2 separate regions of the Homo sapiens genome follow, and region 2 is linked to region 1. The links are chromatin loops, found by intact Hi-C in ENCODE. Cell type or tissue: transverse colon. All regions are shown on one strand. Each heading gives the region's core, and the rest is flanking DNA. Links, peaks and the distances in the headings are about the cores only. Region 1 overlaps LOC102724382 (a long non-coding RNA gene). Region 2 overlaps SMYD3 (SET and MYND domain containing 3).

Region 1 (15,161 bases), core at 4,465-12,464:
GAGTTCAGGCCAGTTGACATGTAGAATGTCACACAATCTGGATTTGTCTGACTGTATCCTCAGAATTGGATCCAGGTTTAAAAATTCAGCAAGAATACTACATTGGTGATTTTTTTTTTTTTTTTTAACAGTCTTGCTCTTGTCGCCCAGGCTGGAGCAGTGGTGCAGTCTTGGCTCACTGCAACCTCCACCCCCCAGGTTCAAGCGATTCTCCTGCCTCAACTTCCCGTGTAGCTGGGATTACGGTGTGCACCGCCATGCCTGGCTGATTATTGTGTTTTTAGTAGAGATGGGGTTTCGCCATGGTAGCCAGGCTGGTCTCAAACTCCTGACCTCAAGCAATCCACCCACCTTGGCCTCTCAAAGTGCTGGGATTACAAGTGTGAGCCACCGCCTGCATTGGTGATTTTAGTAGGAACTATTCTAAGGTGATCCCCAAACGACCCTTGTCCTTGTGTCACTTCCTTCCCGTAAATGTAGGTAGAGCCTGTGAATGTGAAGAGCTGCCGCTCCTGTGGCTATGTGACCTTCAACGACGAGGAATTTCACAGATGTAGTTAAGGTCTCAAATAAATTTATCTGAAATTTGAGAGATTACTCAAATGGGCCTAGCCATTTAAATCCTGGTCTAGAGATCAAGACGGAGGAAGCCAGAAATGTGAATTTCAAGAAGGGCTCAATGTGTCTTTGATGGCTTAAAGATACAGGAAACCCCAGGGCCGGGAGTGCAGGGAGCCTCTCGGAGCTGAAGCAGCTCCTGGCTGACAGCCAGCGAGGAAACCAGGAAACCTGGGTCTTGCAACCACAAGGAACTGAATTCTGCCAACGACAAGAATGAGTTTTAAAGCAGATTTTGCCCGGAGCCTCCAGATGGGAACTCAGCCTGGTCCGCAACTTGATTTCAGCCCAGACATGCTGTGCCAGGCTTTTTTATTTATTTATGTAGAGAAGGAGTCTCGCTCTGTTGCCCAGGCTGGAGTGCAGTGGCGTGATCTCGGCTTGCTACGCTACAACCTCTGCCTCCCGGGTTCAAACGATTCTTCTGCCTCAGCCTCCTGAGTAGCTGGGATTACAGGCGCGTGCCACCATGCCCAGCTAATTTTTGTATTTTCAGTAGAGATGGGGTTTCACCATGTTGGCCAGGCTGGTCTCGAATACCTGACCTCAGGTGATCCACCCACCTCAGCCTCCCAAAGTGCTGGGATTACAGGTGTGAGCCACCGCACCCAGCCAGCAGTTTTCTAATTCTATTGTTCCTTCTGTATTTATCAGCTGGAAGTTGGGAAAATAATTTCTTCATCAACTATTTGTTTACTCTGAAATATTACTGCTAAGGAAAAACAGGAAAAAATACCTGATTTTTTCTTTTTACCAATTTTCAAGATGATAACAGATCAAGTAATATTTTTAGAATCATTATAAACTAATGGGTTTTTATTTGTTTAATATGTTTCAATACATCACAGTCAAAATTTTTCTTGATATTCAAATTGTCCCATCTTTGGCCACTAGTATTCCCTTCAAGTTAGCATCTGTATTCTTTTTTTCTTCTTTATTGAGGTATAAAATAAATATAATAAAGTTTTAAAATACATTACCCTGAAATGTAGAAATCATTGAATTTTAATATATATACGCACCCTGCAACCACCACTCAGATCAAGATACAGGATGTTCCCAGCACCAGAGGATTTCCCTGTACTCCTTTTCATTCAGCACCATCCTCTCCAGGGGTAACCACTATTCTGATTTATTGAACTTCATATAAAAGGAATCATTCAGCCAGGTGCAGTGGCTCACACCTGTAATCCCAGCACTTTGGGAGGCCGAGGTGAGTGGATCACCTAAAGTCGGGAGTTTGAGACCAGCCTGGCCAACGTGGTGAAACCCCATCTCTACTAAAGATACAAAAATTAGCCAGGTGAGGTGGCACATCCCTGTAATCCCAGCTACTCGGGAGGCTGAGGCAGGAGAATCACTTGAACCTGGGAGGCGGAGCTCGCAGTGAGCCAAGATCGTGCCACTGCACTCCAGCCTGGGCAACAGAGCGAGACTCTGTCTCAAGAAAAGAAAGGAATCATTTGGTATGCACTCTTTTTGTATCTGGTTTCTTTCATTCAGCATAATGTCTAAGATTCATCCATATTGCTGCATATATCAGTAATTCCTTATTTTTATTGCTGTATAACACTATGCCATATGAATATAGTTTTTAGTTAAATTTTTATTCTTTTTTTCCTTTTTTTTTTTCTTTGTGAGATGGAGTCTCACTCTGTTTCCCCGGCTGGAGTGCAATGGCGCAATCTTAGCTCACTGCAATCTCCGCCTCCCGGGTTCAAGTGATTTTCCTGCCTCAGCCTCCCGAGTAGCTGGGACTACAGGTATGCACCACCACACTCAACTTATTTTTGTATTTTTGGTAGAGATGGGGTTTCACCATGTTGGCCAGGCTGGTCTCAAACTCCTGACCTCAAGTTATCCACCCACTTTGGCCTCCCAAATTGGTCGGAGTATAGGCATGAGCCACTGTGCCTGGCCAGTTTAGTTTTTTGTTTGTTTGCTTTTTGTTTTTTGATTTTTGTTTTTTTTTTTGAGACAGAGTCTTGCTCTGTCGCCCAGGCTGGAGTGCAGTGGTGCGATCTCGGCTCACTGCAAGCTCCGCCTCCTGGGTTCACGCCATCCTCCTGCCTCAGCCTCCCAAGTAGCTGGGACTACAGGCGCCCGCCACCACGCCCGACTAATTTTTTTTTTGTATCTTTAGTAGAGATGGGGTTTCACTATGTTGGCCAGGATGGTCTTGATCTCCTGACCTTGTGATCCACCCGCCTCGGCCTCCCAAAGTGCTGGGATTACACGTGTGAGCAGTTTAGTTTTTATTCTGCTGCTGATAGCTAATTGGGACACTTCTAGCTTTACTATTATGAATAAGGCTGCTCTGAACTTTCTCATACACAAGGCTTACTACTCAAGTGTACTCATTTCTCTTGGATTTATACCTAGGAGTGAAATTGCCAGAGTAAAGGGTAGGTGTATGTTTAGCTCTGGTAGATCCTGCTAAGCAGTTTTCAAAAGTGGCTGCTTCGGTTAACACTTCAACTAGTAACTGATGAGAGAAAGTTCCAGTTGCTCCCTAACATCATCAACACTTGGTATTCCCCATCCTTTTAATTTTTGAGTTGTTATGTAATGATATTTCATTGCACTTTTAATGTGTGTTTACCTGGTAACTAATGATATAGATCACATTTTCTTATGTCTTTTGGTCATTTGGATATCCTCTTTTTTTTTTTTTTGAGACAGAATCTCGCTCTGTTGCCCAGGCTGGAGTGCAGTGGTGCAATCTCGGCTCACTGCAAGCTCCGTCTCCCGGGTTCACGCCATTCTCCTGCCTCAGCCTCCCAAGTAGCTGGGACTACAGGCGCCGGCCACCACACCCGGCTAATTTTTTGTACATTTAGTAGAGACGGGGTTTCACCATGTTAGCCAGGATGGTCTTGATCTCCTGACCTCGTGATCCACCCGCCTCAGCCTCCCAAAGTGCTGGGATTACAGGCATGAGCCACCGCACCCGGCTATAATCAGAATAATTTATTATGAAAATTAAAATATTCTCAAAATGAGTAAGGAGGATTAACATGTGACATCTAATGAAACATATTGATTTAATCATGTATGGCCTCCAGCTAATTACACACCCACATCTAGCTGTGAGACACACTCTGCTGTTGCCAACTGTCATCTGCACATGTAAGTTTCCAAATTCCATAAGTGAGGTGACTCGAAGTCATAAGAGAAAACTATATTTTGGTTGCCTGATAGTGACTCTCATCTCTGCCTTCCAAGAATCTATGCAGAACTGTGAGGAATCCAGGTTTTGTTTCATCCAGACCCAGGCTTGCCACGAGACATACCTTTAGGCTGCCTGGCATGTATTAATATTCCAGGAAACGGTGCGTTATGCTGGGTTTGGGCCTTTTTTCATTCTATTTCATATACATCTGGCACATATACAAATGTAAATGTCATTTCCATAATAGTTCTTATTGAGCCAGGTGCAGTGGCTTATGCCAGTAATTCCAGCACTTTGAGAGGCCAAGGTGGGAGAATTACTTGAGCCCAGGAGTTTGAGACCAGCCTGAGCAACATGGTGAAACCCCATCTCTACAAAAATAAATAAATTAGCCAGACGTGGTGGCAGGCACCTGCGGTCCCAGCTACTCAGGAGGCTAAGGTGGGAAGATTGATTGAGCCCAGGAGTTTGAGGTTGCAGTGAGCCCAGGAGTTTGAGTGCCGTGATGGCGCCACGGCACCCCAGCCTGGGCGACGACAAGACCCTGTCTCAAACCACCCCCAACCAAAAAAACCCCAAAATAGTTGTTATTCTTTTTTTCCTATATTTTCTGTGAACCCAATAGCAGTGGTTTATGCAATATCTTTCCTAAGTCCTAGTAAGAACAAAACTCCCACAAATTACTGCAAACTAGAACATTTCAAATAAATATTCTATAATAACAAAAATGATACAAGTTGGCCAGACGCCGTGGTTCACGCCTGTAATCCCAGCACTTTGGAGGCCGAGGCAGGCAGATCACCTGAGCTCAGGAGTTCGAGACAAGCCTGGCCAACACGGCAAAACCCCATATCTACTAAAACAAAACAAAACAAAACAAAACAAATACAAAAAATCAACTGGGCGTGGTGGCGCACGCCTGTAGTCCCAGCTACTCAGGAGGCTGAGGCAGGAGAATCACTTGAGCCTGGGAAGTAGAGGTTGCAGTGAGCCGAGATTGTGTCACTGCACTCCAGCCTCGGTGACAAAGTGAGACCCTGTCTCAAAAAAAAAAAAAAAAAAGATACAACTCATAAAACAAAATGATAAATACATTGGCACACACTGTGTCACATAGTAAGGGCTGGATTCCTAAGTTAATGAAGATTATTTAGTTGTCATCTTTATGAACATAAAACATTTCATATAAAAAGGAAATATCTCATTTAATTATCAAACAACCTGTAGGATGGGCACTCCGACCCCTGTTTTTCGCGTCTGAGGCCCGTGCACTGTCCTTCCTCGCTTTGTGTTTCGTTTCCAGGGCCTCTTACCAAGGTGTCTCTCTGGTCCTCGCTGTGAGGTGGGTCTTGGTTTCTCCGGACTGAATACTTCCTTCAGGAAGGGAACTTGTGGGGTCACTAGATGGCGCTCTCCGGCTCCTCTTGCCCGAAGGCGGCGTATTTTGATTGGCTTGTGTACTTCCCGGATCAAAGCACCTCTGGGCATTTTCATAACGACTCTTCTTACTGTTTGGGCTATAAATAGCCAGTGACTCTGCTCCACACAGCGTCCCCAGCCTAAGCCCTGCTTGAAGCCCTGTTTGTCTCCCTCAGGAGACCGAGCCCATCTGTTTCACTCTCTTCCTGAGATCATTCTCAGAAGTAGATTAAGCATGTTTCTTTTTCTCTTTTTAATTTAAACTCTACTTATTCATTTTGTAGAGATGGGGGTCTCACTATGTTGCCCAGGCTGGTCTCAAACTCCTAAACTCAAGTAATCCTCCCACTTCGGCTCCCAAAGTGCAGGGATTAGAGGCGTGAGCCACCCCGCCCGGCCACCTAAGCGGTTTTTAGCCCAGCAGCAGAAACATCTAGCAAATAGGAGCCCCACTAGCCACTCCCTCATTAGAAGATGTAAGGGGCATCTATGGGACATAATCCAATATAGGCACAGAGAACCACAGTTGCTGTTTTTCCTTCGGTTGCTCCTCCCTGGATGGGCCATACAGAATTCTGTCTCCTATAGCAGGAGGCTCACAGGCACCCCGTGGGAGGGAGATCTTCTAGCATGCAGAACACCATTTGACACTTACTAACAGGTGGCAATGGATGTTGATATGAAAGAGGTTGGTTTGCCTTCGTGGTGCTCCTCCCTGAGGTATCTGTGGGTCCAAGGCAAATGAAACACAGAAGGCTGTGGGAGGGAAGCTGGGAGAGTGGAGACTGAATGAGTGGGAAAGGAAGATGGGGTTTCCTGGTGCCCACCCTTGGTGGTCTAAGCACAGGTGAAGGGTTACCTAAGGAATCAGTAAAGAAATATTTGCAGCCGGCGCGGTGGCTCACGCCTGTAATCCCAGCACATTGGGAGGCCGAGGCAGGAGGATCACTCGAGGCAAGAAGTTTGAGACCAGCCTGGCCAACGTGGTGAAACCCCGTCTCTACAAAAAATACAAAATTTAGCCGGGCATGGTGGCACACGCTTGTAATTCCAGCTACTCAGGAGGCTGAGGCAGGAGAATTGCCTGAACCCAGGAGGCAGAGGATGCAGTGAGCCAAGATCATGCCTGGGTGACAGAGCAAGAGTCCGTCTCAAAAAAAGGAAGAAAGAAAGAAATGTTTGCACCATCATCTAGCCCTTTGGGTAAGAATGAGTTCTGAACACCCAGCAGGAGCATCATGTAGGTAGGCACAGTGACGAGTGGGACTGCCATCCTCCTTGGCTCACACAATTCTACCAGACCGGTTTACTGCAACGTCCTCTGTCTCCCCAGGAATGCACGCTAGAATCAAGGCAGGGAAACTGATGTTCAGTGGGAATATCTGGGTAAGCACTATCAAACACATTTACTAGCTCTCTTGAGACCAAAGCCATCCAAATTAGACTGCTGATATCTATTTGTTTACAGGAATTAAATAAGGATAAGAGAGCCAGGCATGGTGGCAGTGCCTGTGGTCCCAGGTACTCAGGAGGCTGAGGCGGGAGGATCACATAGGCCAGGAGCTCGAGGCTGCAGTGATTGTACCAGCGCACTGCAGCCTGGGGGACAGAGCGAGACCTCATCTCTCTCTCTCTTTTTTTTTTTTTTTTCAGATGGAGTCTCTCTGTCACCCAGGTTGGAGTGCAGTGGCGTGATCTCGGTTCACTGCAACCTCTGCCTCCTGGGTTCAAGCGATTCTCCTGCCTTAGCCTCCCGAGTAGTTGGGACTACAGGTGTGCACCACCACGCCCGGCTAATTTTTGTATTTTTAGTAGAAATGGGGTTTCACCATACTGGCCAGGCTGGTCTCCAACTCCTGACCTTGTGATCCGTCCACCTCAGCCTCCCAAAGTGCTGGGATTACAGGCATGAGCCATGGCGCCCGGCCGACCTCATCTCTTAAAAAAAAAAAAAAAAGAAAGATTTAAACCAACAACAAAAAACCCCTAACAAACATGTGATAGTTGGATTGCGAATACCGATTGGATTAGGGTGTGGCTGAGAAAACCTTGACCCAGCAGGGGCAGAAAGAAGGCACTGCCTTCGGGGCTGGATCAGAGAGGTGCTTTCCCGAGCGGCTTCCTGAGCTGCTCAGCGTTCTGGAGAGAAGGTGGCTTATTTCTGCCCCTTCCCCTGCGGCCGCTGGGCCACGCTCTGGAGGCCGGAGCCCTCCGTGTGCGCCTCTGCTCTGACTCCCGAGGGATGTCGGGCAGCTGAAGCCAGGCAGGGCTCCCGGGTGTGTGACTGTGGTTGTGAGAGTGTCCTCATGCCACATGACAGCGTGGGAAAGGGGCTTGTCTGTTCCTGTAAGGGCACCAAGGCTTCCTGGTTGTATCATTTCCCTTTGGATTTTTGACAGGATCCTTCCCATTCCCAGTGGATTCGGGAAAATCCTTTCGGGCCACTGGTCAGCATTCTTTTCCTCCAGCGAGCTGGGGCACCTCCATAAAGCTGACAGGCAAGGCGCAGGGCCCTCCTCACCACACACACACAGACACACACACACACACACACACACACACACACACGCCTACACACACACACACACACACACACACACACACACACACACACGCCTTTCAGTCACCGCAGGGCAGGGCCCCTGCGCCCAGCATGATGCTGTTCCTTTTGGAAACCACGAGGTGGCGCTGCTGAGACAAGGTCAAAGGTGAGGCTCGTTCCCCTGCGCTGCGAGCAAGAGGCGGCGCCCCTGGTCTGAGTCCTCAGCAGGATCCTGTCCTGGCTGCCGGTGCTGTGGCTTATTCATTGATTTTCCCATCACTTCAGCAAACATTGACTGAGTGCTACCAGGAGCCAAGAAATGGACAATGATCCATGTTCATTGCTATAGTACCTGAACACTTAAAAACACGCTCCCGGGCGGGTGACGCACGCCTGTAATCCCAGCTACTGAGACCTACTGAGGAGGCTGAGGCAGGAGAATCGCTTCAACCCGGGAGGTGGAGGCTGCAGTGAGCCGAGATCGCGCCACTGCACTCCAGCCTGGGCGACAGAGCGAGACTCTATCTCAAAGCAAAACAAAATAAGACAAAAACAAAACCAAGAAAACACGTTTTCAGGAGCTCCCAGGTCCCCAAGTGGAGCTGGAGAGGCTGCGACAGCCCAGGTCTTGAGGAACAGGTGGGTTTTGTAGGTGAGCTTGAATATAGGGGGCGCGGGTGCAGAGGGAGCCTGGCAGGTGTGGGGCAGCCAAGCCAAGGCAAATGGGTGTGACTGACAGTGAGGAGGCTAGACTAGAAAAAGCCTCTCTGGAGGCCTCAGTTTCTTTATCTGTCAAATGAGCTCCAGAGACTCAATGCAGCACTGCCAGGTCCCTCGCCTGGTAGAAGGAAGGGTACCCATGACAGGCTGTAAGAGGCATCCTCGATCATGAGATCATGAGATGGACAGGCCTGCACCCAAACCCCAGCTCAGCCCGCTACTATTTCCGTGCCTCTGACAAGTCCCTTACCTCGCTGACCTCCTGCTTCCTCTTGTAGAAAATGAGATTGATGGGCTGGGCATGGTGGCTTATGTCTGTCATCCCAGCACTTTGAGACACTGAGGCAGGAGAATCCCTCAAGGCCAGGAGTCTGAGACCAGCTTGGGCAATACAGTGAGACCCCATCTCTATGAAAAAATTTTGAAAAATTAGCCGGGCGTGGTGGTGCACACCTGTGGTCCCAAGTACTCGGGAGGCTGAGGTGGGAGGATCGCTTAAGCCCAGGAGTTCACAGCTGCAGTAAGCTATGATTGCACCACTGCACTCCAGTCTGGGCAACAGAGAAAGACCCTGTCTCAAAAAAACAAAACAAAACAAAACAACAACAACAAAAAGAAAGAAAATAAAACAAAATTGATGATACTTGCTTTGATTTGGGAGAATGTATTCTGGCAGGGTTTCAGAGCCAGGAGGCTGTGCTCAAGTTCCGACTCAGCCACTTAGTAATTGTGTGTCCTTGGGAAGTCACTGAACCTCGCTGAGTCAGAGTTTCTTCATGCCTTACATGACTACACCCAGTCTACCTTATAGAATTAATGAAAACTTAAATAAGGTGGTGTTTCCAATCCAGGAGCTAGAGCATAACGGGTGCTGAGTTATTACTTTTCCCTCTTAACTCATGTAGCACTTGCTACCAGAAGTAGAGTTCAGCAATGCGTCCTGCCTTGATTTGCTGATTAATGTTATGTTTGTTGGCCTTGTCTCCGCAACAAGATTTTAAACTTCATAAGGTCATGGACCATGTTGCCGAGCACCATGCCCAGCACACAGTAAGCATGGAATATACAGTCTCCAGCCAAGCACCATGCCCAGCACATGGTAAGCACGGAATATACAGTCTCCAGCCGAGCACCAAGGGCAGTTCACTGATATCGGGGGAACCCACCCACAATATATCAATGTAGGTTCTTTCTATTTTCTATAAGTGTCAGACTGCTGAGAAATAAAGAGAAAGAGTACAAAGAGAGGAATTTTATAGCTGGGCCGCTGGGGGTGATATCACATATCACCGTGATGCCCACCTGAGCCTCAAACCAGCAAGTTTTTTATTAAGGGTTTCAAAAGGGGAAGGGGTGTAAGAACAGAGAGTAGGTACAAAGATCACATGCTTCAAAGGGCAAAAAGCAGAACAAAGATCACATGCTTCTGAGGGAACAGGACAAAAGGCAAAGCAGAACTACTGATAAGGGTCCAACAAAGATCCCAAGGCAAAGGGCAAAAGCAGAACTACTGTTAAGGGTCTATATTCAGCGATGCATGTATTGTCTTGATAAACATCTTAAACAACAGAAAACAGGGTTCGAGAGCAGAGAACCAGTCCGACCACAAATTTACCAGGGCGGAGTTTTTCCCCACCCTAATAAGCCTGAGGGTACTGCAGGAGACCAGGGTATATATCTCAGTCCTTTCCTCAACCGCATAAGGCAGACATTCCCAGAGCAGCCGTTTATAGACCTCCCCCCAGGAATGCGTTCCTTTCCCAGGGTATTAATGTTAACATTCTTTGCTAGGAAAAGAATTTAGTGATATCTCTCCTACTTGCAAGAAGAAAAATATGGCTCTTTTTTGCCCGACACTGCAGGCAGTCAGACCTTATGATTGTCTTCCCTTGTTCCCTAAAAATCACTGTTATTCTGTTCTTTTTCAAGGTGCACTGATTTCATATTTGTTCAAACACATGTTTTACAATCAATTTGTACAGTTAACACAGTTATCACAGTGGTCCTGTGGTGATGTACATCCTCAGCTTACAAAGATAATAGGATTAAGAGATTAAAGTAAAGGCAGGCATAAGAAATTATAAAAGTATTATTTGGGAACTGATAAATGTCCATGAAATCTTCACAATTCATGTTCCTCTGCTGCGGCTCCAGCCGGTCCCTCCGTTCGGAGTCCCGGACTTCCCACAACAACTCAGACTATGGCACTTTCTAGTTTTCTCTTAGAGACAGGGTCTTGCTCTGTCACTCACGCTGGAGTGCAGTGGTATGATCACAGCTCACTGAAGCCTTGACCTCCCAGGCTCAAGTGATACTTCCACCTCAACCTCCCAAGTAGCTAGGACTACGGGTGTGCACCATGGCACCTGGCTAATTTTTTAATTTTTGGTAGGGGCAGGGTCTTGCTATATTGCCCAGACTTGTCTCCAATTCCTGGCCTCAAGTGATCCTTTCACCTCGGCCTCCCAAAGTGCTGGGATTACAGGTGTGAGTCACCATGGGCAATAGCATTTTCACTGATCCAAACAGTATTTGAGGAGATGCTATATTCAGGCTTATACATTCTAGAACTTTTCCTTTTCAAGATTTAAACTTCCTGTATAACAATGTCCTATATCTTGTGGCTGCTAATAACTGGAATAATAATAGCTAACTTTATTGAATGTTTACTGTGTGCTTTATACACATGATCTCATTTAATCTTCATAACAACCTGACGAGGTGATTTATTATTATTCCCACTTTACAGATGAGAAAACTGAGGCTCAGGAAAGTTAAGTAACAAGTGAAGTTTCCACAGCTAGTACTGTAAGTGGGAGAACTGAGATTTAAGTCCAGGTCTTTCTGATACTGGAGTTCTTGCCTGTGAGCACTCTGCAATACTGCCTCCAAAGTAATGACATGCATGCAAGCACCAGGCACATAATAGGTACTCAATAAAAGTTGGCTCTCTTCCTTCAATCAAGAAGTGTATCAAAGGCTGGGCAAGGTGGCTCACACCTGTAATCTAACACTTTGGAAGGCCAAGGAGGAAGGATTGTTTGAGCCCAGGAGTCTGAAACCAGCTGGGCAACATAGTGAGACCTCATCTCTACAAAATATAGAAAAAATTAGCCAAGTGTTGGTGGCACACACCTGTAATCCCAGCTACTTGGGAGGCTGAGGTAGGAGGATCACCTGAGCCCAGGAGGCCGAGGTTGCAGTGAGCTGTGTTTGCACCATTGTACTCCATCCTGAGTGACAGAGTGAGACCCTGAAGCAAGCAAGCAAGCAAACAAGCAAGCAAGAAAGAGAAGGAAGGAAGGGAGGGAGGGAGGGAGGGAAGGAGGGAGGAAGGGAGGGAGGGAGGGAGGGAGTAAGGGAGGGAGGGAGGGAGGGAGGGAGTAAGGGAGGGAGGGAGGGAGGAAGGGAGGGAGGGAGGGAGGGAGGGAGGAAGGAAGGGAGGGAGGGAGGGAAGGAGGAAGGAAGGGAGGGAGGGAGGAAGGGAGGGAGGGAGGGAGGGAGGAAGGGAGGGAGGGAAAAGAAGGGAGTCTAGGATGAAGTGGGCACCTAAGCAGGTGAATAGGATAGGTAAAATCTCATCCCTGCCCTCAGGCGGTAGACACTCTCCAGTCATAAGCTCTAATGTGCTGTAGAAAAGCCTCAGGTTCTCAGGGGTTTTCCAGCTGAGCATCTGGAAGGCCGCAGTGCAGTTCTGTGTCCAAGCACTGCAGAGCCTCATGCAACAGTCTCATCACTCGGTGCGACCCTCCTGGAAGGTCTGTTCCCAGGGGAGGCTACAGCGAGGCAAGGGGAATGCAAGAGTTCCTAGCCAGGCTAGGACCTCAACTTGGCATTCGCGAGAGACAGATTCTCTGTGTCCCCCGTCCCAGCCCTGAAACCCACAGGAGGTAGAGGAGCAAGCTCTCAGTGAAGGCCTCGTCTCTGGAATCTCTTCTTTGGGGAAAAAACGACATGAGCCTGCCACAGAGCCTGTTTATGAAACAAATCAGAGAGCTATTTTGAGCAATTACCCCCAGCAATCACGACAGCATAACTTGTGTAGTCGGAACTAGGTCACCAAGTAATCTCACCAGCGCCAGAAGAAATTCATCTGGGAAGGACACTAGCTTGGGGAGATGAGATAGGATAGGCCCTGGCCTCTTGTCAAGATATCCAGATTTCAAGGGACAACTGAAGACACAACAGAGACAGGGGCTCACTATGCATTTCCTTTTAAAATTGGCAATAATCTGGCCACAGAATCAAGGTAAAGTTACTGAATCCTCTGGTTCTTGGTTCGGCATGATTGTAGCTGCTGGTGGTTGTCATGGAAACCAGCAGAGGCGTTAGATCTTAGCTCTGACACTCAGGAGAAGCTGAACTTATTCTGTTATGAGCTTTTTTTTTCTCTCTTTTTTTCTTTTTTTTTTTTTTAAATAGAAATTGTCTTGAACCTGGATAAACAGGCCTCAAAGTTTTTCCTCCGCCTGGCTTGGATATGTTTCTGTTTCTGCTTTCTGGCTACACAGAATCTAACGACGCATCAAGAATTGGCCCTGGTGCTCTGTAAGATGTTTTGTTGGGTCTCTTTTCAGTTGCCAGAGACAGAGACCTAAATCGACCTAGGTTAGGTAAGAAAAAATAAAAAGATTCATTATTGAGTAAATTATCAATGTGATATTGAATACCCTTTTTTTACTTTTTAGTTTTTTCATTTAATTCTAATTTTAAAATTTATTTTTTCATTTTACTTTTTTTTCCCCCACAATATAGGTGGGGAAAGACCGAAACTGGTCTGAAAATATTTGGAAACACAAAGACGGCCTTGGGCTGGGCGTGGTGGCTCATGCCTGTAATTCCAGCACTTTGGGAGGCTGAGGCAGGAGGATCACTTGAGCCCAGGAGTTGGAGACCAGCCTGGGTAACAAAGGGAGACTCCTTCTCCACCAAAAATTAAAAAATAAGCCAGGTGCGGTGGTACATGCCTATAGTCCCAGCTACTCAGGAGGCTGAGGTGGGAGGATCACTTGAGTCCAGGAAGTTGAGGTTGCAGTAAACTATGATCACACCACTGCACTCCAGTCTGAGTGACAGTGAGACCCCCATCTCTAAAAAAATTTAAAAAATTAGCTAGGCATGGTGGCACATGCCTGTAGTCCCAGCTACTTGGGAGGCTGAGGCAGGAGGATCACTTGACCCAGGAGGTTGAGGCTGCAGTGAGCTGTGATTGTGCCACTGCACTCCAGCTTGGGTGACAGAGGCAGATCCTGTCTCATTAAAAGGGTGGGAGATGACATTAGGAGTCTCTCTCTGTTTTGCCATCTCTCATCTTCGAGTCCATCACACTCTTGCTCTGTCGCCCAGGCTGGAGTGCCACGGCATGCTCACTGCAACCTCCGCCTCTCGGGCTCAAGCCATCCGTCCACCTCAACCTCCTGAGAAGCTGGGACTACAGGCACGCACTACCACGCTTGGCTAATTTTTCATATATTTTGTAGAGACAGGACTTCACCATGTTGCCCAGGGTGGTCTCAAATACCTGGGCTCAAGCAATCTGCCCGCCTCAGCCTCCCAAAGTGCTAGGATTATAGGCATGAGCCACGGTGCCCAGCCCCATCAGACTCTAAGCCTCCCCCTGGGCAAGGGATGGAGCAGGCAGTTCTGAAGTCACATCCTCACACTCTTTCTGCTTTAGTTTAAGGGAGAGAAGTTGGCTTCGAGGATGAAAAAAAATCCCAGGTGGGTTCTGATTGCCTCAGCTGGGAACAGGTGCCTGCGCCAGGGCCGGCTGCCACGTGTGAGGTGGGACCCGTGTCCTCCGCCCTCTGAGACAGCCAGGTGTTGGAAAGGATCTAAAACACGAATTCCATCTCACGTGTGTATATAGACGGCAGCTCCATTTGTTGTTCCTTCTAGGGGGTCCATACTTGTATCAGTCTGAGTCCAGTCCGGAGAGAGAAATCACGTAGTAATTTGAACAGAGAAAATTCAATATAAAGAATTATTTACTAGAGCAAGGGATTACAGCCATGAGGGGCTGGCTAGTAACAAAGAAAGAAAACTCCAGTGAACCAGCCCCAGGACTGAGAGAGCCCCCACGCCGGCCCCAGGCGGAGATCCAGACCTGTGCAGCTGTGACTCTGAATGGCAGAGAAGTTGTTGTGGTGCCCTGTGGCAAATCCTTCTGGAAGTCGGCCCTCCGAGGTGCCAGGTGTCTTGATTGCTAGAGGCATGCTGCTATAAAAACGGCACCAGGGCTGGCGGGCGCCGGGCTGGGCGGGGAGGTTCCGTCTCCTGGGTGCTGCTGGCTGCAGTCACTGTAGGAGCGGGGCACTGGGGGAACCACCCAGTGAGCACCCTGGAACCCAGAGGCAAGTCAACCTCTTCTCCTTCTCCCGTGTCTCTCTATCACCCTCTACTGGCAAGATTTCAGTGCTAGCTAGCCCGGGAAAAAAATATTTAAAGGTCCAGATCCATTTTCACAGAGTAGTCCAAAAGGGGGAATTTGGAGCTGAGAGTCCAAGATGGAAAAACTGGTCTGGGCGTGGCAGCTCACGCCTGTAATCCCAGCACTTTGGGAGGCCATGCAGGAGAATCACTTGCACCCAGGAGTTAGAGACCAGCCTGGGCAACATAGTGAGATGTCTCTATGAAAAATAAAAATTAAGAAAATTGCCAGTCCTGGTGGTACATGCCTGTAGTCCCAGC
Region 2 (15,161 bases), core at 2,696-10,695, 200 kb after region 1:
TTAGTGGTTATAGTGTTCCAAAGAGCCTGGTTGGGAATCACTGCAACCTGAAAATAGTGTTAGGGAAATGTTAGCGCATTGTTTGATGCAGTTTTCTGCCACTGTTGAATGCCTGTCCTTGAGGGATAAGTTTCTGTATTACTTGTCATCTTGTAAGTAAAATTTGTTTCTCTTTATTCACTGTCCATTGTGAAGTCTTTAAGAATAGTGCATCTTTCAGTTTTTGTAGCCCCAGTGTCTAACACATAGTAAGCCCTTAGTTTTAGTATGAATGTCTGGCAGAATTTTCCTCCTAACTGCCCCTGTCCTTCTGCTGCCTTCCATCTGAATTAAGTATGGAATGAAAATGTTAGTTTGTAGCAATTAACAGTTACATGGGAAAGGAAAAATCAAAATAGAATTAAAAAAACAGATATTGATGATAATTACAGTCATGCACTGCATAACGACATTTTGGTCAGCGAAAGACCAGATACATGACAGTGGCCCTGTATGATTATATCATTTTTTAACTGTACTTTTTCTGTGTTTAGGTACATTTAGATACACAAATACTTACCATTGTTTTACAGTTACCTACAGTATTCAGTACAGTAACACGCGGTGCAGGTTTATAGCCTCAGAGCAGTAGGCAGTACAGACAATACCTGCTAGCCTAGGTGTGTAGCAGGCTGTATGTACAGTCTGGGTTTGTGTGAGGATACACCATGATGTTCCTACAACAATGAAATCACCTCATGATGTCCTTAAGGGATGCACATCTCTACTTCCTTAGGCTCCAGAAACAATGGTTACCAAGTTTTACATGATTTCCTTTGCTCTAGAGCTGTTTTGATTAGTAGCTTTAGTTCTGTATACTTGTTTTTGTTAATGGAGAAAGGTGAACCTGCTTCATGGCTTATCTTACCTTTTTCCTCTCATTAAGGAATGGCTTCTGGTTTTTCCGTGTTGTGCCTGGAAAAGAAAATGAAGTATGTAAGTTGTAGAAAGAGTAAATGGCAATGAAATTATAACCTGAAATCACTTTTTTTTTTTTTTTTTTTTTTTTAAGATGGAGTTTTGCTCTTGTTGCCCAGGCTGGAGTGCAATGGTGTGATCTTGGCTCACCACAACCTCCGCCTCCCAGGTGCAAGCGATTCTCCTGCCTCAGCCTCCTTAATAGCTTGGATTACAGACCACGCCTGGCTAATTTTTGTATTTTTAGTAGAGATGGGGTTTCACCATGTTAGTCAGGCTGGTCTCAAACTCCTGACCTCAGGTGATCTACCCGCCTCAGCCTCCTTAAGTGCTGGGATTACAGGCGTGAGCCGCTGTCCCCGGCCTGAAATCACTTATATTGTCCTTCTGCCGTTGCATGCATTTTTAATTTGATGGAGGTAGAACAGGTTGGTTGACAATTGGGTATGAGTTATGTGTATTTCCCGTTTGCTTTGGTGAGTGCAGCACATAAAATTCCATTGTTATGATTGTATTTGTAAACCTTCTCACTCCCTAGTGTAGTGCTCTAAGTCTAATCTTTTTTATATCCCCAGGGCCTACCACATGGGAGATGTTAATCATTCAAGGATTAATATTTTGGGGAACTTGAAGTCGCTGTATGTTTGTCTTTGGTTTTCTCAAGTTCCAAGTTGCCTGCAGCTTCCATATCAAGAGTTACTTCTGGCAAACTCTAATGATAGTTTCTTCTGTAGGGTAAAGAGAATAGCTCATCTGGCATTAAGGCTGAGAATGAGGCTTAGTGCCTCCCAGGAGGAAGGAGGATGACTTGGAAGTAGACGTGTCATCCCTTTCAGTCCTGGTGGATTGTGGGCAGCGGGGGGACAGAGGTAGGGAAAACAGATTGTGAGAAATATGTGTTCTGATCTTTCTTGGCTGGCTAAAGTTCTAGGGTTAGGGTGGGGATGTTAAATGGGTTGAGGGGACGGTCAGCAGTAGAAGGCCTTTTGCTCTGCTCCTTATGTGGAATCTTGAGAGGAGATGTTATGCAGGTTAGTGATAGGCCAACACGGGCCTATAGCACAGCAGTGGTAGAAGGAAGTGGCTAGATAGTTGAGTTTGTGGTACCAGGGGATTCTGAAATGCTCTCATACCACTGTGAAGGAGGTGGAGGAGCTTATTGGCCTGGTGGAACAGCTGGCGTCATGACAAAAGACTGTGTGACTATAGACTGAATGTCAGGATCACAGACTCCAGGGATGAGAGCCAGCATGACATCCTAAAAGATGAGATGGGACCAGTTCAGCCATAGGACCTGATTACCTCCTTGCAGCAGAGACCAGTGAGGATCCAGAGAAACAACACAGATCCAAGGTCTTCTTGCCACTATTTCTTCTAGGATGTCCGATAAGACCTTGGAGGGAAATCTACCCGAAAGCAGCCATTTAAACCAGCCCGGGTAAGGAGTTAAACAAAGTCTGAGTATTAACTGGAAGAGATTGAGATATTGTTTGACAAGTTTTAAATTTCCTGGATATTTATTAGAGTAGATATTCATGAGGAATATTAGATTAATTATAGAAAAAATGGCGCATATTCAGGAGACAGATTAGATGAGTTATAGAAGATAAAGCAGGCTGGGCATGGTGGCTCATGCCTGTAGTCCCAGCACTTTGGGAGGTCGAGGCAGGTGGATCGCTTGAGCCCATAAGTTCAAGATGAGCCTGTGCGACATGGCAAAACCCTGTCTCTACTAAAAATACAAATAATTACCTGGGTGCATGCCTGTAGTCCCAGCTACTCAGAAGGCTGAGGTGGGAGAATCAATTGAGCCCAGGAGGTGGAGGTTGCAGTGAGTGGTGATCACGCCACTGCACTCCAGCCTGGGTGACAGAGTGAGACCCTGTCTCAAAAAAAAAGAAAAAAAAAAAGGCAGCTGCATTTGAGTTGCAGTGTGAGTAAATGTGACCAGGCAATAAAGGGTAATAACTCACTGTGTTTGGTGAGATGATGGAATGTCTCTTGGCCAAGGACTGAACCTGGGGTGGAGATGGAAGGGAACATCTTCATATATGAGGGTAAGAAGAAGAGGTGCCAGAAAAGGCAACAGCAGTGGTGATTGAAAAGTTTAAGGACCGCTAGGGAAGTGGTTGCTAAGTGACTCAGCCTTAGGAGAGATTGGAAATAGTCTTCTAGGAGAGAAGCATAAATTGCCTCGTGAAATGTAGGATTGTTGAAAAGTGCTGAGGGTCTACTTAAAACTTGTGTTTGTTTATTTAAAGTGGGAACAGTTAGTTGGGTCATGTTTCCTTTCTCTCCCAATTGCCAGCTGCTTGGCTATGAGAACTGGATTTACCTAGGATTGCTAGGTTAGCATGATGGACGGAGAGAGGGGACGGGAAGTTGAAGTTGTAGGCAAGGGAGGGTGTAATTGTGGATCATGGTTTCTCAGGTAGGGAATGAGGTCGTAAGGAAGGTGATGGCCAGTGAAATGTGGCCGAATCAATGGATTAGAGGTCCTCATGTGGTCAGAGAAATGGTGAGTGGTCAGATAATGGGTTGACTTGATATGTACATGCTTAGAAGTAGTGTGTGTCTTGATACAACAGGTACGGGGTGTGGCAGAATGTGGCCAAGGTAGGGAGTAAGAAAAGATTTTTGGTCAGGAAACCCAAAGGCTGAGGTTAGTTGAATTATCTAAATAATGAAGTTACTAAGAATGTTAGACATTGGCATGAATAGTTTCAGCAAAGGCAGAATTCTCACATTGGCTAAAATAACCCAAGGTTTAAGGGTCAGTAGAGTAGAAGAGGCTAGTGGAGACAAGGAAGCACTTACCTCTGTGAAAATAATGTAAAAAGACGTTACTGGGTTTACGGCTGATTTTGTAAAATATGGTTAGCACCAGGCGTAAGTGAATTGCTGCAGTGTTACAGACTCTTCCTTGGAGGCCCTGAAGGTCAAGCAACTAGCAAAATCATTTCAAAGAGCAGAACCTTGAACGATGGCTTGAAGTAGGATTTGCAACTTCCTGGGCAGTGGCTAATGGGTCTAGGATTTGAAATAAGGTGGAAGAATTGATAATAATGTGGTTTGGGAAAGGACTTTATGGATGTGACTACATTTTTCTTTTTAAGTGGGAGTCATAATTCCTGTTTCTTCTACTGCTTCCTTTTCTTCTGTAACGAGGTTTGGGAAAGGGCTTTATGGCTGAGCCCTGGTGAAAACATTTGGTCCATGTGAATGCCACAGCAGAGGGCGTTCTTAATCAGACAGGATGACCTGCTTTGTGGATAGCAGTAAGTTGTTCTTCAGACAGCCTGGTGCTTGCTCAAAAGGCTCAAGAACAGAGCAACCATGGGGACGGGGATAGAGGCTGGTGCCTGGAACTCAACAATACAGACTTCCCCTCATGATAGCCATGTGGCTTCTGCTGGTACAGAGTGCCCAGTTTGCTGCCAGTAGTAACTGGTCCTGATTCCCCAAATGGCAACACATCTTCAGGACCAGCCAGCCACCTTGTGTCGGGTTATTATGGTAGAACTTTTTGTCATGGAGGAGTCAGTTGGAATATCAATTTTTTTCCTGTACTTGGATTTGTCTTCCCTGTGTGTAATACCACCATCTCTAAGATCCACTGAGAATCTTTGATAGAGCTGTGATATTCCCCACAAGGTTGCCTCTGACCTTCCCAGAAAGAATTAGAGCAATGGGCTAATGCTTGTGGTTTTGACTGTTTATGTTTGCCGATTTCCTCATTGGAAGACTATTGGTGGGATGTAGACCAAGTCTGCCTTCTATCGAAAAAGCCAAAAAGGCTAAATACCTTCTCAACCTCCCTTGCAGCTAGGGTGCGGGCAGTGACCTAAGTTCGGTCAATCTAAGATGCTCTCTGAGGACTTTGAATAAAAGCCAGTATCACAAAGAAGAATGGTTGAGAGAATCACTCTCCAGCAACAACCAGTTTCCCAAGGAGCAGCAGCAGCAGCAGGGCCCAGTGTCTGTGGTGATGGTAGTGCAGAATCCAGCATTATCAGGCAACAGAAGCGATACAGTCCCCAGCCCCAGCCCCTGCTCTTAACATACTCTGGCATTTAAGGCAGCTGGTGTTATAGACCAGTGGTTCTCAGACCTTTTAGTCTCAGGACCCCTTTATCCTTTTACAAATTATCAAAATGGATTTGATAGGGATTTAAAAAACGTTATTGAGAGTGCTGATGATGTTTTGTTTATGTGGGTTTTATCTATTTATATTTATTGCATAAAAATTAAAACTAAGTTTTGAAAATACCTATTTAAACATAAATTTAAGGCAGGGCGTGGTGGCTCACACCTGTAATTCCAGCACTTTGGGAGGCCGAGGTGGGCAGATCACATGAGCCCAGGAGTTTGAGACCAGCCTGGCCAACGTAGCGAAACCCCGTCTCTACTAAAAATACAAAAATTAGCCAGATGTGGTGGTGCATGCCTGTAATCAAGCTACTTTGGAGGCTGAGGCAGGAGAATCGCTTGCACCTGGGAGGTGGAGGCTGCAGTGAGCTGAGACTGCGCCACTGCACTCCAGCCTGGGTGACACAGTGAGACCCTGCCTCCAAAAAATACCCAACAACAACAAAACAACAATAACAAAAATATATATATGTGTGTGTGTGTGTGTGTGTGTGTATATTTGATGGTTTGGTTACTTAAAAAATTGTTACATATATGTAAATTTATTATGTTGTAACAATTTTTTAAGGAATCAAACTATATTTTCTTTTTTTGAGATAGAGTCTCGCTTTGTTGCCCAGGCTGGAGTGCAGTGGTACAATCTCGGCTCACTGCAACCTCTGCCTCCTGGGTTCAAGCGATTGTCCTGCCTCAGTCCCCCGAATAGCTGGGACTATAGGCCCGTGTGTATTTTTTAAAACAACGAAAATTTAATGAGAATTGCATTGCTTTACATTTTTTTCATGTCTCTCTAAAGTCTGGCTTAATCAAGTGGTGGCTTACACCTGTAATCCCAGTGCTTTGTTAGGACGAGGTGGGAGGATCATTTGAGGCCAGGAGCTCACAACCACCTTGGGCAACATAGGGAAACTTCATCTTGTTAAAAAAAAAAACAAAAAATTATCTGGGTGGGATGGTGTGCACCCTTGTAATCACAGTTACTTGGGAGGCTGAGGTGGGAGGATCACTTGAGCCTAGGAGGTCAAGGCTGCAGTGAGCCATGATCGTGCCACTGGACTCCAGCCTGGGGGGTATAAGCATTCAGACCGTAGCGTCTGGTTCATCTTATATTTTTTCTTTTTAAGATAAGCAAGTATATATGTGTGTTCTTTTTTTTTTTTTTTTTTGAGACGGAGTCTTGCTCTGTTGCCCAGGCTAAAGTGCAGTGGTGCGATCTCGGCTCACTGCCAGCTCCGTCTCCCAGGTTCACACTATTCTCCTGCCTCAGCCTCCCGAGTAGCTGGGACTACAGGCACCCGCCATCACGCCTGGCTAATTTTTTGTATTTTTAGTAGAGACAGGGTTTCACCATTAGCCAGGATGGTCTCGATCTCCTGACCTCGTGATCCACCCGCCTCGGCCTCCCAAAGTGCTGGGATTACAGGCGTGAGCCACTGTGCCCGGCCTATATGTGTGTTCTTATTTTCCATTCTTAGTTTTGCACTTGCTTCATTATCTTTGTGTCTACTGGAAATCACTCTACTATCAGTTCATGGAGATCTTCCTTATTCGTTATAGCTCCATAATGCTCAATTTTATGTATCCACTGTACTTTCTAATTTCCTATGTGTGGATATTTAGGCAATTTCCAGTATTTTGCAATTGTGCATATTGCTCTAATGAATAACCTTGCATGTGTGTATTTTTATATTGTTGCTGGTGTATCTTCAGGGTAGATTCCTCAAAATGGGATTTCTGGGTCAAGGTGTAAATACCTATGTGGGGTTGTACCATTTTGCATTCCCACTAATGATGTATGTGAGTACTTGTTTCCCTTAGCTTTGCAGCCTGAACTTTTGAATTTTTGCTAAGCTTATGGGTGAGAAGTGGGATCTTAGTATAGTTTTAATTTGCATTTAAATTGCATTATGGGTGAAGTTAAACATCTTTTCATGTGTTTAAAGGCCATATTTATATCTTTTTGTGATTTGTCTGTATTTATCTTTTGCTCATTTTTCTTGTTTTTTCCTTTTCTTTTTTTTTTTCCTCTAGAGACTGGGGTCTCCCTGTGTTACCCAGGCTGTAATGCAGTGGTTTGATCATAGGTCACTGCAGCCTTGAATTCCTGGGCTCAAGTGATCCTCCCTCCTCAGCCTCCAGAATTTTCTGAGCAGCTGAGACCACAGGCGTGCAACATCATACCCAGCTAATTAAAAGAAAATTTTTTTTTAGAGATGAGATCTCCCTAGGAGGCTGTCCTCCCACTCACTTTGAGATTCTTTTGGGGGTTCTCTGATTTGATTTTACATTTAACTGTATATGCTACCATCTGTAGCACCTCGTAGATCAAGTTTCAGATGATTTTCCATTTCTATCTGGGAGTTCCCCATTATCTCTTAATCAGATGTGATGCTCCCTCTGGTGGACAATGGAGTAAAAAGCATACAAATATTTTTCAGAAAGGCAACTTATTTTTTAGCCACTAAAACACTGTCTCTGAGTGGTCTCCTTCATGAACCCCCTTTCCAAACTGTTCTTAGCCTCTGACATTTGCCATTAACTCTTATTTTGAATTAGACCAAAAAAGGGCAAACAAGTTAAATTTTGTCATAAATATCTATATAAAACTCACTAATGAAATTTACATGGTATAGTGGCTTATTGATGATGACCATGTTTTTCACAATAAGAGTCGAAACCTATGTTTGAAACTAGTAGTTTTACTTGGAGTTGGTATGATCTGGAGGGAAAATTGTGCTTGTTGATCTCCTTACAGTTTATTACTACAAGAAGATTCTGTGTAAATGAGTTTTTCCCCTAGTTTTTGACATAATAATTACTTGTTAGTATAGAAAAAATAAAGGCCACTTGTGGGATAACCTTGTGTTTTATATCTCATTCTACTATTTGAAAAGTGAAAATGGACAGAGCCATTACTAGTTGTTTAAATATAGTACAATCAAGAATGTTTCCTTTTTAAAGTTTACTTGTTGCCAGTTTACTGTTTTATACACGGCCTATTCATGTTTAGTTTTAAACATTTAAAAGCATTTATAACAGTAGGCTAATATTGATCTTTTTGTTTGTTTGTTTGAGACAGAGTCTCACTCTGTCACCCAGGCTGGAGTGCAGTGGTGTGCTCCTGGCTCACTGCAGCCTCAACCTCCTGGCTGAAGTCATCCTCCTACCTCAGCCTTGAGTAGCTGGGACCACAGGCATGCACCACCATGCCCGGCTAATTTTTATATTTTTTGTAGAGATGGGGTTTCACCATGTTGCCCAGCCTGGTCTTGAACTCCTGGGCTCAAGCAATTCACCTGCATCGGCCTCCCAAAGTGCTGGGACTACAGGCATGAGCTACCGCATCTGGCCAATACTGATTTTTAAAATTCATTACTTGGGTTGAGAATTATAATGTAAGCAAGTCCTCTTTTTGTTGTTCTTATAGCATTTGCAGCAAAAATAAATAAGAGCAACCACAAGGGGATAAGATAGATTGATAGACTGGGCAGATTTGAATATATAAAAGTTAAAAACATCCTTATGTTAATGAACCATCTTATAATGAAAAAAATCAAGAAACTGGCCAGGCGTGGTGGCTCACGCCTGTAATCCCAGCACCTTGGGAGGCTGAGACGGGCAGATCACGAGGTCAAGAGATAGAGACCATCCTGGCCAACATGGTGAAATCCCATCTCTACTAAAAATACAAAATTAGCCGGGCGTGGTGGTGTGCGCCTGTAATCCCAACCACTTGGGAGGCTGAGGCAGGAGAATCGCTTGAACCCGGGAGGCAGAGGTTACGGGGAGTTGAGATCATGCCACTGCACTCCAGCCTGGCGACAGAGTGAGACTCCATATCAAAACAATAACAACAACAACAACAAAAAATCAAGAAACTGACGAAAATATTTCAACATAAAAAGGAATATTATTATTATTATTATTATTTTTTGAGGTGAAGTCTCACTGTCACCCAGGCTGGAGTACAGTGGCATGATCTGAGCTCACTGCAGCCTTCGCCTCCCAGGTTCAAGCAATTCTGCCACCTAAGCCGCCTACCTCCGCCCTCTGAGTAGCTGGGACCACAGATGCGTGCCACCACCCCTGGCTAATTTTTTTTTTTTATTTGGTATTTTTGGTAGAGATGGGGTTTTGCCATTTACTCAGGCTGGTCTTGATCTCCTGAGCTCAAGTGATCCCCCTGCCTTGGCCTCCCAAAGTGCTGGGATTACAGGTGTGAGTCACTCGCATGGCCAAAAAGTGTATATTTGTAATATGTAAAAATTGTTCATAAACTGATAAGAGAAAGCAACTTACTTCTGAAGTAACTAACTAGTTCTTGGGACTTTTTCCCTCTTTGTGTTTGTCTTTGAACAGCTCTCATCTTTAGATTTCCTTTGAGAAATTCCCTTGTAACTCGTTGGTTCTCGACATTGGCTACACATTGAAAGCACTCGGGGAGATTTAAGAAATGCTGGTGCATGGGTCCTGCCCTCAGAGATTCTCATTTAATTTGTCTGGAGTGTGGCTGGAGCATAGACCTTTTTTTTTTTTTTTTTTTTTTTTGAGACGGAGTCTTGCTCTGTCACCCAGGCTGGAGTGCAGTGGCATGATCTCGGCTCACAGCAAGCTCCGCCTCCCGGGTTCATGCCATTCTCCTGCCTCAGCCTCCCGAGTAGCTGGGACTACAGGCGCCCGCCACCACGCCTGGCTAATTTTTTGTATTTTTAGTAGAGATGGGGTTTCACCGTGTTAGCCAGGATGGTCTCGATCTCCTGACCTCGTGATCCACCCGCCTTGGCCTCCCAAAGTGCTGGGATTACAGGCGTGAGCCACCGCGCCCGGCAGAGCATAGACATTTTTAATACTCCCCAGATTATTATAGAGCAGTCTGGGTTGACAGCTCCTATCTTTCTTTTCCATCTTCACTGACTCCCTGCTTCTCTGTGCCTTTATATCCAAGGGCTAAGGTAAAATTGCCACAGCTGGGATTAGTCCAACTGCTTATAATATCTATAAATAATTCTGCATGTTCAGTTTTAAACTGGACATTGACATTAGCATGTTCTGTTTACATTTAAATAATTGTCATAGGTAGGACAAACAGGAATTATGTTGAATTTTTAATTGGCATGGTTATGATAGATGTTTCTCACAAATGAATTTGAGTATATAAAAATTTAATCCTTGTTAGCATTTTTTAGCTGCTGTGTTTACGTCTTGTTAGAAAGTAGATGTTAATTGGAAAGATTTATGTTGTACCAATGATCAAGAAACCTTGGGTAGTAGGTAACAGTTTCTCTGGGCAGTTTAATTTTTGAGTTTTTGACTCTAATATTGGATGCTCAGTTTTAGTGGTGAAAACTTAAGCATCTTACAAAAAGACTTACTTAAAATCTATGAATCATTGGTATTTTACACATTTACCTGTGGAATTTAAAAATATCCAGATGTCTGAGCAACATCCTTAAGGGTCCCATAATTGTTTAAAGCTTCACAGGTAATGCTAATGCATAGCCAGAGTTGAGAACCTTTGGGAAAGGAATAAAAAAAAAGTCATGATACCAGTGAAATAAGTGGTAGAGATAACAACTATGGAGGAATAACTAATTGGGAAATGTGCATACATTGTTTAGTAGACCATTATGACTGCAGCGAAGTGCTGTTTGTATAGATGATAGATTATAAGTTGGGATAGCGTCTGTGATACAGAAGGCCTTGCTGAGGTTAAGAGATTTTGAACTTTATTTTCTAGGTACAACTCTTGAGGAGCCCATAGAGATTTTTGGGCTGCAGTATGAGGTGCACATGGAAGATTTGTGTAGGAGTCCTGATTTGGGTGAATTTTGTGATGAGGGAGAGAAGTGGAAAGACTGGAGATGAGGATTCCAGTTAGGAGAAAATGTGCGTTATTCTAGATGTGAAGTGATGAAGGCCTGAGCTAGGGGACTGGTAGAGGGCCTGGAACCAAACATGTTGAGGAGTTCACCCACGTTGTTGACCGATTAAAGGGCAAGGAAGCAGTGAAGGGTGAGTGCTGGGTTTTGAGCTAGAACTATTGGAATAGTGGTGACAGTACTGCTCTGTGGTGAAGGGTGAGTGCTGGGTTTTGAGCTGGAACTATTGGAATAGTGGTGACAGTACTGCTCTGTGGTGAAGGGTGAGTGCTGGGTTTTGAGCTGGAACTATTGGAATAGTGGTGACAGTAGTGCTCTGTGGTGAAGGGTGAGTGCTGGGTTTTGAACTATTGGAATAGTGGTGATACTACTGCTCTGTGAAGTCATTGGTGTGAGTGTGATCTCCCAGTAGTAAGTTAGGCAGCAAAAGATAGCATTGCTGAGGATCAAGCTTAAGAGAAAAAGCTTCTCAGGATTGGGAGACCATAGAAGACCTCCATAAATGGGTTAATAGTGCCCCTTTTTGGCCTAGTTTTTACTGCCTGGGTAAGTAGGGTAAGTAAGTTAATCTGAGTCTCAGTTTTGCCTTTTTGAAATGAAGGTATTGAGTGATTTCTGACATCCTTTTTAAGTTTTCTGCAGTTTTAGAAACCATTTATGTATTTGCTACAGCTGCCTCCTCCTACTCCTCTTTCTTTTTATTTATTTATTTTTTCAGAGAGACAAGGTCTCACTATGTTGTCCAGGCTGGCCTCAAACTCCTGGCCTCAAGTGATCCTCCTACCTCAGCCCCCCTCTCCTCCCCCCCAGTAGCTAGGACTACAGACCAATGTGCCTGGCCACCTCCTCCTTTTTTTGTAACAGCTTTATTGAGATATAACTCATATACCATACCATTTGCCTATTTAAAGTGATATAAAGTAACATTAACTTTACCCTTTTATTTATTTAAGTGTACCCTTCGGTGGCATTAAGTACATACTAATATCACCATAATCAACTTTAGAAAATTCTTATCACCCACAAAAGAAACAATGTACCTTAAGGCTGTCTTCCACTGTAATTAAACAGAGGAAAACATAAGGATTAAACCCTTGAATTGAGGCTTTACCATGTACCTGCCTTGTGAATTTACAGGGCCAGTTAGAAATCCCTTCCAGTTCAAACCGGCTCCTTGCAGTGCTGACCCACGAGGTGGCAGTGTGGGAACACTAGGAAGGAAAAGGGCTGGAGGAATCCACCTCTATATTTAGAAACAGGCTGTACACAGTTAACATCTATTTGTAGTGGTACATGTAGTTGTTATCCAGGCATCCTCAGAGGATCATAGATTGAAAGTCTCCTAGCTGAAGATTTTGCTAATGCAGAGTAGTGGCCTTACTTGTTGGTCATGTTTCCTAGTCATCTAAACCTGTGTTAACCTTCTTGCCTGGTTTCTATCGTTTGTTAAATAGTGACTCTTTCATCATTTAAATGACTCTTGCTGTGTCTGGGAATCGTCTGTCTAGTCTTTCAGCCATTTTTTGTTTCTCGCTTACCTTTTTGCCCCAGTACTTTCTTGGGTCCCTTTCTACCCTATCCATCGTTTGTCCTTTTTCCTCCTAGTCAGGAGCCATCGGCGTTCTCTGAGATACCGGTTCTTAGCTTTAGCTGCACACTGGAATCACCTGGGGAGCTTGGAAAAATCCTGATGCCTAGGCTACACTCAGTACTGATCGAATCAGAGCCTTTGGAGGTGGGACGCAGGCATCATTATTTTTTAATCTCTAATTACCTACTAAATATTTTTCTGTCATCATCTTTTATTCAGTCTGAAAAACATGGACTAATTTAACTAGATTAAATAAAAATATAGATTTTAAATATTATAGATTAGATTTATAATATTTCAGTTGGATGCTATCCACTCAAGCGATGTATGAGTCTCAACTTTTTCTCTTGAATTGCCTACTAACAGTTTTTTTTATTCTTACTTGGAAATGTCACTTATATTGCTTTCTTTCTTCTATTCCTACTGCCACCATCCTAGAACAGGCTCTAGCTTTAGTTCCTGCCGTCCAGCCAGGGAGCACATCGGTAGTTGAACAGAGTTGCGTTCAGACATGATTACAGAGTGGTCTTGTTTTCGTTTTGATCCATCACGGTCACAGAGTGGCCTTGTCTGAGGTCCATGTTCTGTGAAATTGTGTATGTTCAACAGAAGGACACCAGTGCCTCCCTGTGAGGGCCTGGCCAGCTTGGAGCAACACCTGCCTACCTGATAGTATCGGTCAGTTCCTGCAGCTCCTCTCTAGAGGACCGATGGTATCAGCCAGGGGCAGCTCCTCTCTAGAGCTGTGTCTTAGTTGATTATATCTGTTTGCAGATCCTCCCTACTGCAATCTGTTCTATGAAGTGTTGCCATATTAGTAGTCTTCCTTAAATATGCCTTTAATGACTGATTCTTATTTCTCTCTCTTTTTTTTTTTTTTTTATTTGAGACGAAGTTTCGCTCTTGTTGCCGAGGCTGGAGTGCAATGGTGCGATCTCGGCTCACTGCCACCTCCACCTCCTGGGTTCAAGCGATTCTCCTGCTTCAGCCTCCCCGCTAGCTGGAATTACCGGTGTCCGCTACCATGCTTAGCTAATTTTTTTGTATTTTTAGTACAGACGGAGTTTTGCCATGTTGGCCAGGCTGGTCTTGAACTCCTGACCTTAGGTAATATGCCTGCCTCGGCCTCCCAGAGTGCTGGGATTACAGGCGTGATCCACCGCGCCCGGCTGACAGATTCTTATTTCATCAAGCATAACTAGTGGTCCTTTCTAATCTGGCCCAACTCTGGCCAGCTTTATTTCCCAGTGTATCCTGTGTTTTAGTCTGACTGGTCTCAGTGCCTTGTGAACCGGTCATACTTACTCTCACTTTGGTGCTTTCCCTTGTCTTATCCTCTTTATGAGTTATGTGAGTTGGGGCAAACTACTTAACAGCTCTGAACTTTGTTTTCTTAATCTTGAACCCTGCCTCTTCAGATTATCCTCAGAATTAAAAGAGATAAAACATGTGGAAGTATTTTGTGTATAACAGGTACTCATACTTAATACGTGTTCTTTCCTTGCTCTACTTAGTTCTCATTGATTGATCTTTTTAAAAGACCATTTATTTATTTAATTTGAGACAGGGTCTCACTCTGTTGCCCAGGCTGGGGTGCAGTGGCATGATCATGGCTCACTGCAGCCTTGACTTCCCAGACTCAAACGATCCTCCCACCTCAGCCTCCAGAATAGCTGGGAACACAGGTGCCTGCCACTATACCTGGCTAATTTTTTAATTGTTTGTAGAAACAGAGTCTCACTGTGTTGCCCAGACTGATCTCCTGGGCTCAAGCAGTCCTCTCCCCTTGGCCTCCCAAAGTGCTGGGAGTATAGGTGTGAGCCATTGAGTCCAGCCCTCAGCGATTGGTCGGTGGAATTTAGGTATTATTATATAATTTAGGTCTTAATTTGGTTATTAGGTTTTATTAGTTATTTGCCCTGTGGTCTTAGCCTTCTTGAGGACGGAGACCTTGTCTTATTTTTCTGTGAATCCCAAGACCCTAGTTCATTGCTAAGTACACAAGGATGTTCAATAAATGTCTCAGTGACTGAAATTTGCAGGATTATCAGAGCACTCTGTCTGCAGATAACATCTGAGACATTTTCTGAGTATTTTTTGAAACTGACTCCTTCTCTTGATTATTATTACCACTCTTAGTTGGTACTACTGATTATGGAAGCTAGTAAGATTAGGGTCACTGGCTGAATTATTAGTATCAAATCTATAATTCTGTGTAGTCACCAGAAATAGTATGTCACAGCGAATGTTTATAGGTGGTTATTTAATTCATCTATGAAAATGACTTAAGTCAGGCACAGTGGCTCACGCCTATACTGCCAGCACTTTGGGAGGTCAAGGTGAGATCACTTGAGCCCAGAAGCTCCAGACCAGCTTAGGCAACACAGCGGGACCCTGTCCTGACAAAAAAAAAAAAAAAAAAAAAGGAAAAAATTAGCAAGGTGCGGTGGTCGTACTTCTAGTCCCAGGTAGTTGGGAGGCTGAGGCAGGAGGATCACTTGAGCCTGGGGGGTTGAGGCTGCTATGAGCTGTGATTTTGTCACTCCACTGGGTGACAGAGCGAGACTCTGTCTCAAAAAAAATAA

What was found. Peaks named below come from ENCODE experiments on the same cell type or tissue, not always from the same donor. Only the 100,000 strongest peaks of a DNase experiment are listed, where the experiment ranks them.
Region 2: a loop joins it to region 1, with 9 times the contacts of the local background. A loop is called at or near these places in 92 of 110 quality-filtered maps.

Annotation. Positions count from the first base shown.
Region 1 is chr1:246,689,382-246,704,542 of GRCh38, reverse strand. LOC102724382 (a long non-coding RNA gene) reads right to left here. Exons shown (of 3, transcript XR_949364.3): 2 at 14,329-14,390; 3 at 12,014-13,075. Among named protein-coding and RNA genes, the nearest start is that of SCCPDH, 27 kb to the left of the region's middle. RefSeq lists enhancers at 5,063-5,492, 14,189-14,709. In transverse colon, for the core only: CTCF peaks have their summits at 5,178 (motif pointing right) and 7,862 (motif pointing right); DNase peaks (open chromatin) are centred at 5,212 and 7,942; H3K4me3 peaks cover 1,193 bases; H3K27ac peaks cover 1,905 bases.
Region 2 is chr1:246,489,842-246,505,002 of GRCh38, reverse strand. The region is part of intron 1 of SMYD3 (SET and MYND domain containing 3); the gene reads left to right. Among named protein-coding and RNA genes, the nearest start is that of SMYD3, 9.9 kb to the left of the region's middle. In transverse colon, for the core only: a CTCF peak has its summit at 7,505 (motif pointing left); no DNase peak of the experiment used is centred there.